Regions from separate parts of the Homo sapiens genome. Here region 1 is linked to region 2. Evidence: read pairs that join two places in POLR2A ChIA-PET (ENCODE). Cell type or tissue: PC-9. All regions are shown on one strand.

The links. Peaks named below come from ENCODE experiments on the same cell type or tissue, not always from the same donor. Only the 100,000 strongest peaks of a DNase experiment are listed, where the experiment ranks them.
Region 1: POLR2A ChIA-PET joins it to region 2 with 14 read pairs; 1 of 35 experiments calls an interaction of 5 or more read pairs at or near these places.

The regions. Positions count from the first base shown.
Region 1 is chr13:105,820,580-105,828,579 of GRCh38, forward strand. No RefSeq gene overlaps it. Among named protein-coding and RNA genes, the nearest start is that of LINC00343, 120 kb to the left of the region's middle. In PC-9, no CTCF peak of the experiment used is centred here; a DNase peak (open chromatin) is centred at 4,632; H3K27ac peaks cover 1,196 bases.
Region 2 is chr13:105,731,465-105,739,464 of GRCh38, forward strand. The region is part of intron 3 of LINC00343 (long intergenic non-protein coding RNA 343); the gene reads left to right. Among named protein-coding and RNA genes, the nearest start is that of LINC00343, 29 kb to the left of the region's middle. In PC-9, no CTCF peak of the experiment used is centred here; no DNase peak of the experiment used is centred here; H3K27ac peaks cover 766 bases.

The DNA of each region.
Region 1 (8,000 bases), 89 kb after region 2:
ACCTTATTGATTTACTTTGGGTAGCATGAAAAGTGCTGACATATGACATACTCAGCCATCAAAACTATTGAAATTATTGAATAATCAAATTATTGATTGAATACTCCAATTTTTTTCCATGTCTCTGATGTTTTGCAATTGAAAGGACACCTCACCAGCTTAAGATCATTTAAGTTTCACAGAAACTCTGCGGGCTAAGTCAGTATGAAATTGAATTTGGGGGATACTAAGCGTCCTTTTTCCAGTGATCTGAAACTAGAGAGCATAAGCAAAGCAACATCCTAGGAAATTCAGGAGCTCTCACGAAACAGCGAATCAAAGGCAGCAATTCAGAAATGAAGCCAGAGAGTAACTGCCTGCATGGCCTCCACTATATAATAAAACCATCATGTTCACCCATGAACGAGGCTACTGGAACTAAATGATGGAAATAAACTGGGGGTCAAGTTCTACCTATTCAGTTTCTCAAGCTCTTTATATAGTAAAGAGATGCCTCCAGAATCCTGCCTTAGCAGAGGCAAGCAGGGAGATACAACCACATCAGTGTGGGAGTGAGAAAGACCTGGCCTTTCATCTAATCCCTGGTACTTTTTAGCCGTGTGACCTTGAACTCGTTACTTTACAAACTCTAAAATCCTTATGTTTCCCCTTTATAAAATGTGCGTGACATTACTTATAAATTTGTTGCAAAAACTAGGTGAAATCACTTGTGTAAAGAGCTTAGTGTAATGCCGAGTGTAATAGTGTCATATGTATTAAACACCACTTAGTGGTAGTTTTCACAGAGTTCTTTATTATTTTATAACTCAATTATAAAAATAAGAGAATTTTGAAGTCTAAGATTCTCAGTCAACAAACCACTTTGCAAACCACCATAACAGAGTATTTCCATGTGCTATGTATCACAAAGAACCTCTTGTCAAAGGGGCACTTATGTACCCAGGAGACCCGAACTCTGCTGTAACCACCCCAGTGAACCTCCTAGCATCACAGAAAAGGCCTGGCAAGCAGACAATGCTGGGGCCTTCACAGTATGTTTCAGAGGCAGTGAGTATTTCAGACCATGTTATGGGAATAGTCAAAACTTCAGACCCAGAAATATCTTAAAAGTAGTTGGAGGATGAGGAAAAAAGTGGGAAGAAAACATGAAACGAATTGTGTTTTATGTGCTTATTGTGTTAGAGATTCTATATTAATATTTATAAATTATATTATTTAATACTCAATCCAGTGGGGTATGTCTTGCTCTGATCTTGCTCACAAGGAAACTCAAGCTCTAAAACTAAATCATGAGGCAACCCACTACTGAGAGGATAAATTGAGGTAAATTAGTACTGGTTTCTGAAACTAACCTTTCTAGAAAAGAAAGTAAAAGTCTTTTACTTTTTTCTCATCCCGTGTAATAAACAGAGATTACAATATTTGTAGCTTCAGGTCAGAGCCCAGAGAATCTAGATGAAGGAAAATGTGTCTTCACTGAAGCTGTTTTTGACTCGTCCTTATAAGCATTCTTCTTCCTTGGTTGCCAAGACACCTCATCTTCAACTATTGCTTTATATTTCTATCTCTCCTTCTCAGGCATCTTAGCTTCCTCTTTGCCAACTCCACCTCTAACCCAATGGCCTAAGGATCCTACAGGCTCTGCTGGACCAGGTGATCCAGTTTCCCCAAGTATCTGACAGCAGTATGTGAGGATGAAAATACACACTGTGCTCAGGGGAAAGGGAAGGGCCAGAATACTCCCTCTGAGGAGGGTGATAGGGAAAGAGTTACAAAGTCAGAAGCCACAAACACTAGGAGAAGATGAGAAAGCTCACCACGAGACAGATAGAGTGTTGCTGGCTCTGGTAGGTTAAAGCAAGACCGTGCAACTCTGGTGTCCCCAGGAGCCTTCCTCTGCATTTAGTCCTTGGGGAATTCATTGGCACACACCCCCTACTTTAACCACCATCTGGGTGGTGATGACTCCAGTCCATAGATGCTATGTCTAACTGACCCCTGGGTGTCTCTCTTTTGATGTCCAGATGGCAACACAAGCTTATTAACTTGACTCCCAACCCCAAAAGCACCTTCTCCTTCCTCCTTCATTATTTTCTCTTCCAAATTCTGTTTTCTGTTAATGGTGCTATGAGCTACTCTGTCACAAAGGCAAGAAACATTGGAGTCACCCTCATCAAAGTTTTCTTCTATTACCCCACATTCAAGTCACCCAGTTTTCTTGGTTTTAATTCAGGCATGGCTCCATAACCTTGCCTCTTCTCGCCCCTGCCACTCTCATAATCCCAGCCCTGGGCTGCAATAGAATCTCGGCCTAGAGAGCTGGCCTTCTGCTGCGGGTTCTTCACATTCCAGTCCCACCATCGTCCGTGCCCCAGGGTGTCCTCACAACAGGTACCTATGGCCACGTCCCCTTCTGCTTTCGCTCAACCAGTGGCTTCCCACTGCATCTACGCTGGAAGGTCTCAGCTCCACTTTCATGTCTGTCACCACCTAGTCCTCCTGGCTCAGCCCTGGCTTCTGCAAAGTGCCAGTGTTTCTCAAACCCACCATGACCTTTCAGGAGCTTGCCTTTGTGCAAACCAAGATCTGTGTCCTAGGATGTCTTCTTAATGACAATGTTGCAGATTGTTTATTGGACACTCTGCTATTTTCTTGACTTATTGTCTTTCTTAATTTAGACAATAATCTTCCAGAGTACCTTCTATTACCACCTCCTGTTCTCACAGATGAAAAGCCTGAGACAGAAAGATTAAGTAAATCCCTCAAGTCCCAGGACTAGGAAGAACCAGAGGCCAGATTCCAAGCCCTGCAGTGTGTCAGGAGCACTGGGACGTTCGACCCTGCACGGCCTCCTTCTCCACAGCTGCCTACTCCTCCTCACCCTTCCACAACCAGGACGGTGCCATGTCTGAAAAGCCTTCATCTAGTTCACAGGCAAAAATCAAGAATTCTGCCTGCTGCTTTCAAAATACTTTGTTCCTTCTCCATATTACTTCATAACTCCCTAATATTTTTTGTTTTTAATGCCTATCAAACATGAGCTTGTAGAATGATTTTAATTAATCTTCTTGTCTTAACAGAAATTGTCCAGGTGACCTTGTATAGAAAAAGAAATCAATAACGTTTATTAAGGTGAGTGAATGGCTATTGAAACCATGAATAGAAAAATGAAAGAATGAAGTATTGCTGGTTTAAATTCTTATTTTCCTAGATCTGGGGTGTTGACCCTGTTGTTCAGCAGTTCATGTTTTTCCCTTTCTTTTCCCATTCTCTCCACACACCTTTCTCTAGCTCTATTTGCTCTTTTTCAGAGATGATGGCTTTTTTACCCTATTCTCTGAAATCAATAAAAGATGTATACCTATGTAAAATAATTAAGTTTAGGGGCCACGTGTGGTGGCTCACGCCTGTAATCCCAGTACTCTGGGAGGTCAAGGTGGGCAGATCACATGAGGTCAGGATTTTGAGACCAGCCTGGCCAACATGATGAAACCCCATCTCTACTGAAAATACAAAATTAGCCGGGCATGGTAGTGTGCACCTGTAATCCCAGCTACTTGGGAAGTTGAGGCACAAGAATCGCTTGAACCCTGGAGATGGAGGTTACAGTGAGCCAAGATTGCACTCCAGCCTGGGTTACACAGAGAGACTCTGTCTCAAAAAAATAATTATTATTAAGTTTAGTTTACATAGGAATGCTGATGTTGGAACATGAGATCACAGGTTGGTATTACGACCCGGAAACACCACTGAACTGACAAAAGCATCCTCAAGAGCCCTGCTCCTCCTTGACCATGCTCCACCTACCATCCTTACCACTCCTCCCACAATTTCTCCCCCTGCTAGCACCACACTTGCCTCTTGGAATGTTCCTCTTTCCATGACTATAAAGCACACTCCCTCTTGCTTCAAAGACTCAGGAAGGTCCATGTATTCCACCCGGGGAATGGCTTCCCACTGCCAGCTTGGATGGCAACTCCCCGGCCACTTCACATAGCGACATGACATGACATGACTCATGCTTGGGAATGGGAAAAGTCATTCATTGCAAAACCCAAAATGAGTGCTTCCCTCTTCAGTGTAAATAATAACTTGTTTCTCCATCCAGTGGCTTACCTGCAGGATGTATATCCAATCATCTTAGAGGTTGCACATTCCCATACACAGCCATCTGTCTTTAATTTCTGTTTGAACTGAAAGCTACTAGTGGGCAAAGATTGTGTTTATTAAGTAGTCACTTACTTTAGATGACCGATTAGCTGCCAGAATTGCCTGGCTCTACCGTGCAAAAATAACATGCTGTATTTGATTCCTCCTGGTGCTGTGATGGATTTACTGGAGAAAACAGTAGCTCAACATTGTACAATACCATGTATGATGTGTTATTTCCCTAAATATTTTAGCTCTGGGTTCAGAAAAACATTTTACCCGGACACAATCCATTTTCTTAAAATATAATTGTTTACTGAGTGGCAAAATCACTAGTCTCTCTATATATTTGGTAACCTAGACATGGATTACTGAAGTCAGATTTTTATTAAAAAAAAAAAAAGAAAGGTAAGTTGCAGAACCACATCTTGTATAAACACAAAGTGAATGCCTTTGTATGATGCAAAGCAATGGAAAGATGAGTACAGCATCTGCAGAGTTCATTCACCCCACCTTGCTTTTAAAAAGCAGGTGTAAAGTCAGCTGGCTCTTGCCAACACTTGTCTAGCCCATGATCATGCGAGTGATTAAGTGCCTGTCTTAATAACCCACTGATAGTGGTAGTAAAGTAAGAATAATTGATGATAAACATCTTAAGGGGTTGAAATCTTTGTAACTCTGTCCTGAAATGTTGATGACAGAAGCAGGATTTACTCAGGCTGCTTGAGTTCTGACTCTCCCAACAGGGTCAGGGACTCCTTGAAAAGGGGATTCCCCATTACTTCCAGCGTGTTTTACTTCCAGGCTTTCCAACTGACTGGGATTTCACTGGGATACAGCTATTGGCGGTTGCCTTGAGCGAATCCCACCGTTCTGGGATGAGTGTTCACTATAGAATTATTCATAATATTAAATAAGATTAATGAATATTACCTGGGATTTAAAACTGCATTTCAAGTAAAATATGAATACACGGCCAGGCGCGGTGGCTCACGCCTGTAATCCCAGCACTTTGGGAGGCCGAGGCGGGCGGATCACGAGGTCAGGAGATCGAGACCATCCCGGCTAAAACGGTGAAACCCCGTCTCTACTAAAAATACAAAAAATTAGCTGGGCGTAGTGGCGGGCGCCTGTAGTCCCAGCTACTTGGGAGGCTGAGGCAGGAGAATGGTGTGAACCCGGGAGGCGGAGCTTGCAGTGAGCCGAGATCCCGCCACTGCACTCCAGCCTGGGCGACAGAGCAAGACTCCGTCTCAAAAAAAAAAAAAAAAAAAAAAAAAAAAAAAATATGAATACACACATGCATCCATATTGACATGTGCTGTTGTGTGTAATGTGCTTAGAAGGGTGTCTGACTCCTTGTAATCGTGGTGCGTGTCCTGGAAATTCTCTCTATGGCTATCATCCCCACTTATTCAGAGGCGGACTATAGTGATGCTGTGCAAACACTGACTAAGGGCTACTGCCAACTAGTGCACATCCTGTGACCACTGAAATGTCCCAGGAGAGGAACCCACAGCAGCTTTCTTTATCCTTACACTAAATCATAAGAACAAAATTGACCTTAGTGAAACAAAACATAATTTATGGATTAAGTGACACCTGATTTTTGCATTTGATTTGAGAAATGTAAGCTTTGGTTAACACTGCTGCTTAAGCAGAGACATATAATCCTTCCCCTGGATTCAAATCTGACACTATTCACGTAATAGGGTAATTTCTCCTGTTTTTCTACTCTGACTCGGAGACATGACCCTTGTGTAATATTATGTTGAAACTAGCTTGGCCATCTGATTTCCCATTTGCATGCCCAATATTTGAAGCAATAAACTAGAAGAAACTTGGGACATAAAGGCTGTTCGATGCCAACAACATGACTACCCAGGTTCTCAAGGGTAAAAGATGCTGGAAAACAAAATTGAACGCAGTACTTCTATCAGCAGAGACTTATAGAATGACCACACCCTGACCTTCTGGGACAGAGTCCAATCACACCTGAGTTTCTGCACAGTCCCTAAATGTGCCCCTTACACTCCCAAAAGTATCCTCTTTAGGAAATGTAAACTCACGATAATTTTAATAAATGTTGGTAAAGTTTCCTTTGACTAATTAAGGATGAAAATCGATTAATCATCTTTTTTGGGGGAATGTTAGAGAAATGTGGGAAGAGCATTTTTTGCCATATCCGGCAAAAATTGTTAAATAGAAAATGAATCTAGCAGTTTTGTTAGTCTCAGTGACCTGGAAATTCACTTCTGTGGAGCACATGAATCCCAGAAGTTGTTATATTAATGAAGTGTGATGGTAATATGCTCAGCTTTAGCTATCATTTCTCCTCCTATCTCATGACTGTACTTTCAGGTGAATTTTATTCCTCACTTGCCTTCAATATGTCATGTTTTTCTCTTGTGTCTTTTCCTGTCCTTCTTTCCATCCCTAACCTTTAATGTGACCAAAGACTTGGATTAATCCTGTAATCACTTTATCGTTGTCACATAGGCCCACGCCTACAAGAAAGAACCATTTCACATAGGCTTATGCCTACAAGAAAGCCAGTCTATTGTTGGTTTTCTGTAAATGTTCCATTATAATGACAAAAACACAAGTTATTTTGGAGAGAAAACAGCTAATCTAACTTCCCATCTGGTTTCCAGGAAACATTATCCAGAAGCATTTCCCTTGAAAATGTTAAGTGTCTTCGCTGGTGACCAGGGTTGCTTTCAGCTTGATCATATTAGTTTTACTTCTTTTTCTGTCACTTTTCCCTTGCTTCGAGTACTTTAAATTTCCAATTAAGATAAGATTTATGGTTTGTTGAAATGCTCTTGTTCAGCTGCCTTTGCTCCATCTCATCTGAAAGGTTATATGTGGCTTCACTTAATGCCACTCAGGCAGGGAATTTCAATGTATGCTATTAGGAGCAGGAATCCCCTATTTCCTTCAGTGTTGTTTTGAGAAGGCTGAGAATGCTTGTGCGTGCCGCCTTTCACATGAAGGAACCAATGCACTATAACCGTGCTCTTCCCTTTGACAATAACAACAACCACCACAACAGAAGTCACTGTACTCTTTTAAGGACTAGATTTTTTTGGATGCTAAAAATAGGAAAATTAAAACTAAGAACTATGAATCAAAGAGCATAAAAAAATTAAGAGAGAAAGATAACAGTGATCATGCACTTTATTGATCGCAGAGGAACCCAGGCACTGTGTCATCCCTTTGATTCTGTGCCCTGTCTGACTGGTAGACTTGTCCCCATTTTTCTTAACTGATGGAACGTTTTTATTTCAATAAGGTAGGAAAAATAATCAAACTTTTATCTTAATCAGAAATGATCAGTTTTTTATGGGTTTGTTTGTTTGTTTGTTTGTTTTTTGGTTTTTGTTTATTTGTTTGATGGAGTCTTGCTCTATCGCCCAGGCTGGAGTGCAGTGGCACGATCTTAGCTCAGTTTAACCTCCACCTCCCAGGTTCAAGTGATTCTCCTGCATCAGCCTCTCGAGTAGCTGGGACTACAGGCGCCTGCCACCACATCTGGCTAATTTTTTTGTATTCTTAGTAGAGACCCCGGGATTTCACTGTGTTAGCCTAGGATGGTCTCGATCTCCTGACCTCATGATCCACCTGCCTCAGCCTCCTAAAGTGCTGGGATTACAGACGTGAGCCACCACGCCTGACCGATCAGTTGTTTTAATACAATATAGGCTGTTTAAGTTACGGTAAAAATAAATAAATAAAAACACACAACATAAAATATACCATCTGATAGAGTTTGGATATTGGTCGCACCCAAATCTCATGTTGAATTGTAATCCCTGGTGCTGGAGGTGGCAGCTGGTGGGAAGTATTTG
Region 2 (8,000 bases):
AGATCATCTAAAATTGAACAGCTGCCACTACTGGCAATAAGTCTACTGCCATTTGGTAGATAACCTTCTTATCACACAGAAAAATATCAGTACAGACAAATAGACCGCAAAGAAAATGAGACCATCAGCAAAGAAGATAAAGAAGTTTGTACAAAGCAACTTTTTATAAATGGATGGCTGTCAGGCAAAAATAAATTTCCTGTGGACAAGACCAAGAGCAAGGCAAGAGGAAAATAAACATGTTTAAACTATTGGAGAGTCCATAATTTAAATATAAACTCTTCTGTTGAGTGGTAGTGTGCACCGAATCAGTTCCAGGGATGGCAATAAATGTTACGCTGCATTTTAGGAAGTATGGGAGAGGAAGCTGGGGCAAGAGGAACTAATGCATGATTAATGCTAGATATTTGGAATTGCCTAGAGCAAAGGAGGTTGGGGGCTGCAGAAAACTAGATCTTTGAAGATTTAATAGATTCCTCATTCTATGTCAGTCAGCCCACTTAGATTTGTCACGTGTTAGCTCTGTTTTTCTTTACATTTAGTATTTTTAGTAATGGCTTTTACATTTTTAAAAATCAGGTTGAATTTAAGCTAATGGACAATAAAACTTCAGGGTTAGAGATACTGTTTTTATTCAGCAACTAGATGAGGAACTGCAATGAATGAGAATTTGGAAATTGATGTTTTTATAGTGACACAAGCTGCATCACTATGAGATGTTCTTAGAGAGGAAATATTTGAAATTTTTAATATTTGCATTTTAAATTGGAATTGAGAAATGGGCAAATGAAGACATAGCTCAATGGTCAAATTAAACATTACTTGTTATTCTAAATGCAAGATTCTAGTTAAATTAGAAGGGTGGAAAAGTGTTGTTAATTATTTTTTCTTCATAGGAATGTAAAATCAACTATAAAAAATTAATGCATGAGACCCAGGGATTAGCATTACAGCAAATTCAGTGATTTTTGCAATCCATGCCTTTACAAAGAATGTGTGATTACTTTGTCTAGACTTTGTAGCACACTATAATAAATAGAGACTGACAATATCAATATATTTCATAAATACATGACTGGAATTTACAGTATTTCTGACGATTAATATTTTCTCAACTACCCTAGGTAAAGCAATGTGTACATCTTATAAAGGCAAATCTGTTGATAATGCCATTTGCTAGCAGACAAAAAAATAGTAATGGCATTTATTTGTCTGAATATATTCATCTTCTCAAGTAAACCTGGGAAATCTGAACTGAAATCCATAGATAATTCATTAGCTTCAGTTCATGGGTTTGTGTTCTTGGAGTCTTCTCATACATATAATATCCTAGCACAGTTTTTGTAAGATTGCTTCATGGAATGATTTCTTTTTCCTGAAAGGGCTAAGCTCATATAAAATCAACTATGATGGGTTACTTGTAAAGCTATCGATTGACATGGAGCTGAAATGGCTTCTTTCTAAAAAAATTCTTCTAGAGATACACACGTTTTTGTAATGAAACCACTAACAGCAGATGGGAGTTCATTGATACTTGTGCCAAAAGGCTTCCATTTTTTCAGTTTCTTAGAGCTGTGGATACAGCAAAGGCAACTAAAAATATAATTTTGGAGAACAATTAGTCACTCTCAGGAAATCTATAAATATTCTGGGAAAGCAACATGGCATACACATTCTGCTCCACAAAAAAGATGACTACATTATATTATATTATGTCATGATTTGCAATGTTATGTGATGCATACATGCTTCACAATTCTTTTTTACTTGTATATTTAGAAGATTCTAAAAAAAGAAATAGTTCTTTTGGCTGCAAAATTTGCAGAGAATGTCTGAATGCACCCTCTTCCCACCTCCTGCCACTGCGTGGCTGCCTCTCTGCATAGTTCTTCCATCACTCTCCCTAAATGAATGAAAGCTTTTGCTTGCCTCATACCTGTGAAGTTCCTCCACAAATACACATTCCTATAAAAATAAACCAAAAAAAAAAAGAGCTAGAGAAGCTGAACATGTGGAGAGCGCTTGTTTTTCTATAAGACGATCTTGATTTCTCTTAGGGATTTTGGGATATTGGCCAGCTCTGAAGTTCTTGGATGTGGTAAAATCATGGACACACCTACGCATGAGTGTGGGTATAGTCAGGAATTGGTTGACCCATCTCAGAAGTCAGCATTGGTCTAGGTACTCACAAATAGGAACTATAATATAAAATGTTGATATATAAATATTATTAATAGGTGGCATTGTAGCACACTGCCAATATTTCTTTAAAGGATAGCAATTTCTTGATATTAGTTATTTAGAAGTATAGTGGTTAAAATAACTTATATTCTGTGTTTATCTTTTCAAATCATGCTTATATATACTATTGTTTTCATCATTAGGAATTAGCTTTCAGAATACCCTTTCCAGACACCATGAATGATTTAACAAATGTTTATGCTTTGAGTTTCAGATATACCCGGCTTTTAAAATTGAAAACCATAGCCTAGAATTCTGATTGAATATGCATAACAAGATGGGAGCATAAGAAGAAAATTTTTATTGATCTTTAAAATATAAACCAAATGACTCTCACTACTGATTTTAGACTTGTGAATTAAAACAGGGGTCCATGAACTATGCGTAGAGGGTCAAATCTGGCCCACTGCCTGGTTATATAAATAAAGTGTTGTTGAAACACAGCCACACCATTGCAGCTATGTAACTAGGGGGATATCAGCTCTACCCCTATGTCTGCGGTAAGTTAATGGGTCCTGCTATAATCCCCTTGTCTTGTCAAGGTTTTGCTCCAGAATGGAGATGAAAATTAATGGTAAAAGAACCATAAAGATAGGTCTTCTCAGAAGCTTCTGAGAAATGTCCTGGTTCTTAAGAAAGAAGCACAGGAACATGCTTTTCCTTTTTTGCCAAAATCCAGTGCTGTCCAATACAGCTCCTTGAAAATATGTAAATCGTCTATATCTGTGCAATCCAATATGATGGCCACTAGCTACATGTGGTTGTTTAGCTTTAAAATGTGACTAATTCCACTGGATAACTGAACTTTGGTTTTATTAATTTTGATGAATTTAATGTAAATAGCCAGGTATGGCTAGTGATGATGAGTCTGAAAAGCATATTTCTAGATGGCATCATGCTTGGATAAAGGTCATTGTTGTGTTACAAGCAGGCAGATGAAACGAATAACAAGGATTGCACAAGGAGCAGTGGAAAAATCCCACATCCTTGGTACATTATTGAACCTCTAAACAAACCAGCCCAGATGATTACTCTAACCTTGTTAAGTATTTATAAAACATTCCTTATTAGTTAGGTTTGAATTTCTGTTTCATTTATTTAAAACATCTTAACTAATATACACTAGCCCTTTAGTTTATGCTGCCTACACTCTTCACCTTTACTCTGAATAAAATGTAAGTGATGTCATTGTGAGAGGCATGCTTTAGTCTTTTTGTTTGTTTGTTTGTTCTGTTTTTTGAGGCAGAGTCTCACTCTGTCACCCAGGCTGGAGTGCAGTGGTGTGATCTCCACTCACTGTAACCTCCACCTCTCAGGTTCAAGTGATTCTCTTGTCTAAGCCTCCCAAATAGCTGGTATTACAGGTGTGTGCCACCATGCCCGGCTAATTTTTATATTTTTAGTAGAGATGGGTTTTCCCTATGTTGGCCAGGCTGGTCTCAAACTCCTGACCTCAAGTGATCCACCCACCTAGGCCTCCCAAACCATTGGGATTACAGGCATGAGCCACTGCTCCCGGCCACCTTAGTCTTTTTTTTGTGCAGCCCTCAATGCTTGTGATGCTGAACACTGCATGTGTTCATTAAAAAAGAGCCCAGAAGCAGGTGTAGACCATTTCCTCACATTTGAAGCTCTGCCAACAGGCTTCCATTTTTTCAGTTTCTTAGAGCTGTGCATATAGAGGAAAGCTCAAAATGTGAGGAAATGGTCTACACCTGCTTCTGGGAGGTAGGTGGCAGACTGCCAGAAGGGAGACTGCCTTGTGACAGTCGCTAGTGCACTCAGTAACTAGAGGAGGAGGTCTAGCTTGTACACAAACAAACAGAGAAGCAGGCTGCATACCAGTCCAGATGTAGAGAACCACAGCACTCCCTCAAACTTCCTCTCAGCAGTTATTCTGCAAGATAGAAATCTGATCACTGGAGAGTCATTCTATCATTTAAAACACTGACTTTCTACATAATTGAGATACAGCTTTTTCCTAAATAGAAAATTACATAGCAATCAAATGTAGAAGATAGCAGAGGAAAGTCCAGCTGCTCAGGGGAAAGTGGGTGGTTGGAGGCTCAAAGTCCTTTCCTCCCCTCTCCAGCTGGCCTGACTGATCCCCTTCTAAGGACCCACAGGGACCTTCCAGCAAGCCCTAGGCTTCTACGAAGCTCACTTTCAAAACCTCAAATTTATATGTAACTTCGTTCCTTGCTAAAACACAAATCTATTCAAAAAGGGTAAGTTTTGTAAGATATTAAGCCTTTAGTTATCAAATAGTCTACCATTATAATATGCAAGAAACAAAAAAAAATTGACATTGTAGGTTCAATATTGAAGGAAATAAGGGCCTTGTTTGTAATTTTTTATGCCAGAAGAATTGACAAGGCTAATTGTGAAACAGTTGAATGTGAGCCTAGAATTGTAAAAGGCAGTATTCCTAAAATACACACTTTTTCCTTCTTAAATACTTTTTAAAAAGTTCTAGCATAGAAATAATATACATTTAATAAAATGAGGAAAGGTAGGAAGAATTATCACTAATAATTTTACTGCTAACCAAGTGTCACTGTTAAAATATCTAAAATTTCTTTCCAATCTTATTCTGTGACTATATTTTTCTCTGTTGTAGTAATATTCAACATGTAATATTCTTTCTTCACATATTAATTAAGAAGAATCCTTCCGTATTATATTAGTTGAGAATACATTATTTTAATGATGTCTGTGGGTATTGTGTGTGTTGTGTGGGTATGTATTTTTTAATGGTTATTTCTCAGAGAATACAGTTTAAATCAGAAAAAAGCAGAAAATAAAAATAAGACAAATTACAATTTTATCATTCTATAAACAATATATAGATTGAACTTTGAATTTTATTTAGTTTTGGTTAATTTGCATGTAAATAGCCTTGTAGCTAGTGGCCATTGTATTGACGAGCATAGCCCTAAATAGTGTCTTTCCTGGATACAAGTCACCCTTCTGCTCCAGGTCTTCAGAAAGAGCAACAGTAAGGACAGACAAGAGAAGCAACTGAGAGAACCCCAGGCCTTGGTGCACCTTGGCCTCCACATAAACCAGCCCTGATGGCCACCCTAACTCCAGGTTTCCTGTCATAGATTTATAAAGTTCTTTACTGTTTAGTTGGAATTTCAGTTGCATGGATCTGAAAACATCCTAACTAGCACAATTTTTCCCTTAATTGTATTAATTGTGCCCTATCTTTACCAAGATATTGCTCTGTGCTTATTAGCACTAAACATTATCCTTCAAAAAAATCTGCAATGGTTTTCTAACAAAAAGGAAAACTAAGCTTTCTTGCTTGCTGCCTGTGACACAATATTGAAATCTTACTTAAATTCTCAACAACTGAAGGGGTTACCCCTGATGTGCAAATGAGGAAATTATAACACAGTATGCAGTGAGTTGTACACCCCAACACAGTCAGATTCTAAGCTCCAAGTCCATTGTATGTTTCACCAACATTATACAACAAAACACTATTTCAGGTCTTTGAACATATGTCATTTTCTCCTGGAAGCCTTCTCCTTTCATCCTACTTAGAACTGCTACACCTGCCATCCACAGGTGTAACGGCCCTTCCCCACACACCTGCCCTGTTTCCTTTTCCTCTGTTGTATTTCATACTAACATCAAATAATATATTATTTATTTGTGTAATTTTTATTGTCTCCTATAATAACATGGGCTTTGCCATGGTAGAGGTATCTGTCGCTTTTGTTCAATGCTGTATTCCCAATATGTGCACATAAAAGATATTCAAAAATCATGTGTGGAATGAATGAATGAATGACGAATCAGATTCTAGTTTGTTTTCCTTTTGTTATTAGTGCCATTAAGCATTTTTTCATAATGATTGGTCAATTACATTCTGTTTGTGAATTACGCCTATTTCTCCTCTGTGCCATGAATTGAATCTGGCCCCTTTACACAACACAATGCCGTGTTGTAGAAGCCTAGGTGTGGAGAATGATCTTTGCTAGAGTCCTCTTCCCATGTCCAGCTGAATGGTTTCTTGCAGTTATTTTTCTGGATATCAACCTCATGGCTCATGATCCAGCACTTGAGTCTTGGGAAGTTATGCCTGTCCAGAGAGACTTAAACCACTTTTGCCAGACTGTGGTATGTTAGCTGCAAAATCCATTTAGGGTGTCACATGCTACATAGCTGGAGTTTATGGGAAACCCCTGGGAAACCCCTTCCAGCTAGGCCAACCTGCCCAGCACCAGCAGGTAGGGCATTAGACAATTATTATTTTGAGTTCATTGATTGGCATTTTATGTCTTTCCTAGTACATTGTCAGTTTATCTAGTTGTATTTGCCGTATTCATTTAAAAAAAAAGAGTAATTTTTTGTTATCATTGTTGGAAAAAAAATTTATCTTCGTTGGAAAAAAATTTTCTCAGTTTCAGTATTTATTGTATAGTTTCCTGAATGGACTTATTTCTTAAGACATTTTTCTTCTTTTATAAACTTGTTGCTTTTTTCTCTAACAAATTATTAATCCTTCATAACTCACCCAGAATTTTAACTTATTGACAAAAAATGTACAATTTGCTTTGTGTTGTTCTTGACTAAAGTTTTAATTATCTTGAATAAGAAGTGTATTCTCAGATTTCTGAATGAATCACACAAAAAGGCCATTAGTTACTTGTCTAAATTCTCCAATATAAAATAAAATGTACCATATCTGTTCTTAACACCTTGCTCAACCTTTGCACGTCTGACAGATTTCTATTTCAGGTTTTTTAAAAAATCTATGAATTAAAAAATTTTTTAAATATATTTTTGTTTTTGTGAATACATGACAGACTCTATGTTAGGTATTAAGGAATGATCAGTCAATGAGACCAACATACAATACTTGGTCTCGTGAAGCCACTGAGCATTTATTGTGTTTATACATAAAAACTTAAACTCAGTGCTGCTGAAAGGTGGCTAAGGCATAATCAACCTTTCAGTAAGAGTCGGTTTCTCTGTTTATATTATCTGGTCCTAGTCTTAGCTTTGCTATTTACAAACCTGGGTGACCTTGCAGGAATTTCCTTTGCTTCTCAAGTGTGCCATGTCTCAAACTTTTGCTCAAAACCAAACTCCATCTACCTCTCTAAAACTGATTTTCTCCTCAATTCTCCTCTCTTGATAAATGGCATCTCAAGTCTTTAGGACTCTCAGGCCAACAACCTTGAAGCCATTCTTAACACCTTACTTTCTCTTATACAATTCATTCAACCTATTAAAAAATATATACCATCAGTTCTATTTTCAAAATAGGTCCAGAATCTAACACTTCTTAAAACCTTCATACTTGCTATCTTATAAAAGACAACATTATTTCTCACCTAGACAATTACTATAATCTCTTAAATTGTCTTTCTGATTCTATTTTTCTCCCTATGGCTTAATATCTACAAGACTTCCAGTTATTATTCTTTTAAATAGACTTTATATTTAAAGCAGTTTTAGGTTTATAGAAAATTTCAGGAGAAATAACAGAGAGTTCTCATATGTCCCCTGCCCCCACGTGTGCAACCTCCCCCACAATCAATATCTCACGCCAGAGTAGCCCATTGGTTACAATCATTGTCACATCATTATCACCCAGAATCCATAGTTTAGATTAAGGTTCACTCTTGGTGCTGGACATCCTATAGGTTTTAGCAAATGGATAATGACATGTGTCCACCATTACAATGTCATACACAACCTGTTATCATTTTAATGTTGGGTTGAATGTCTATTTTGCCCCA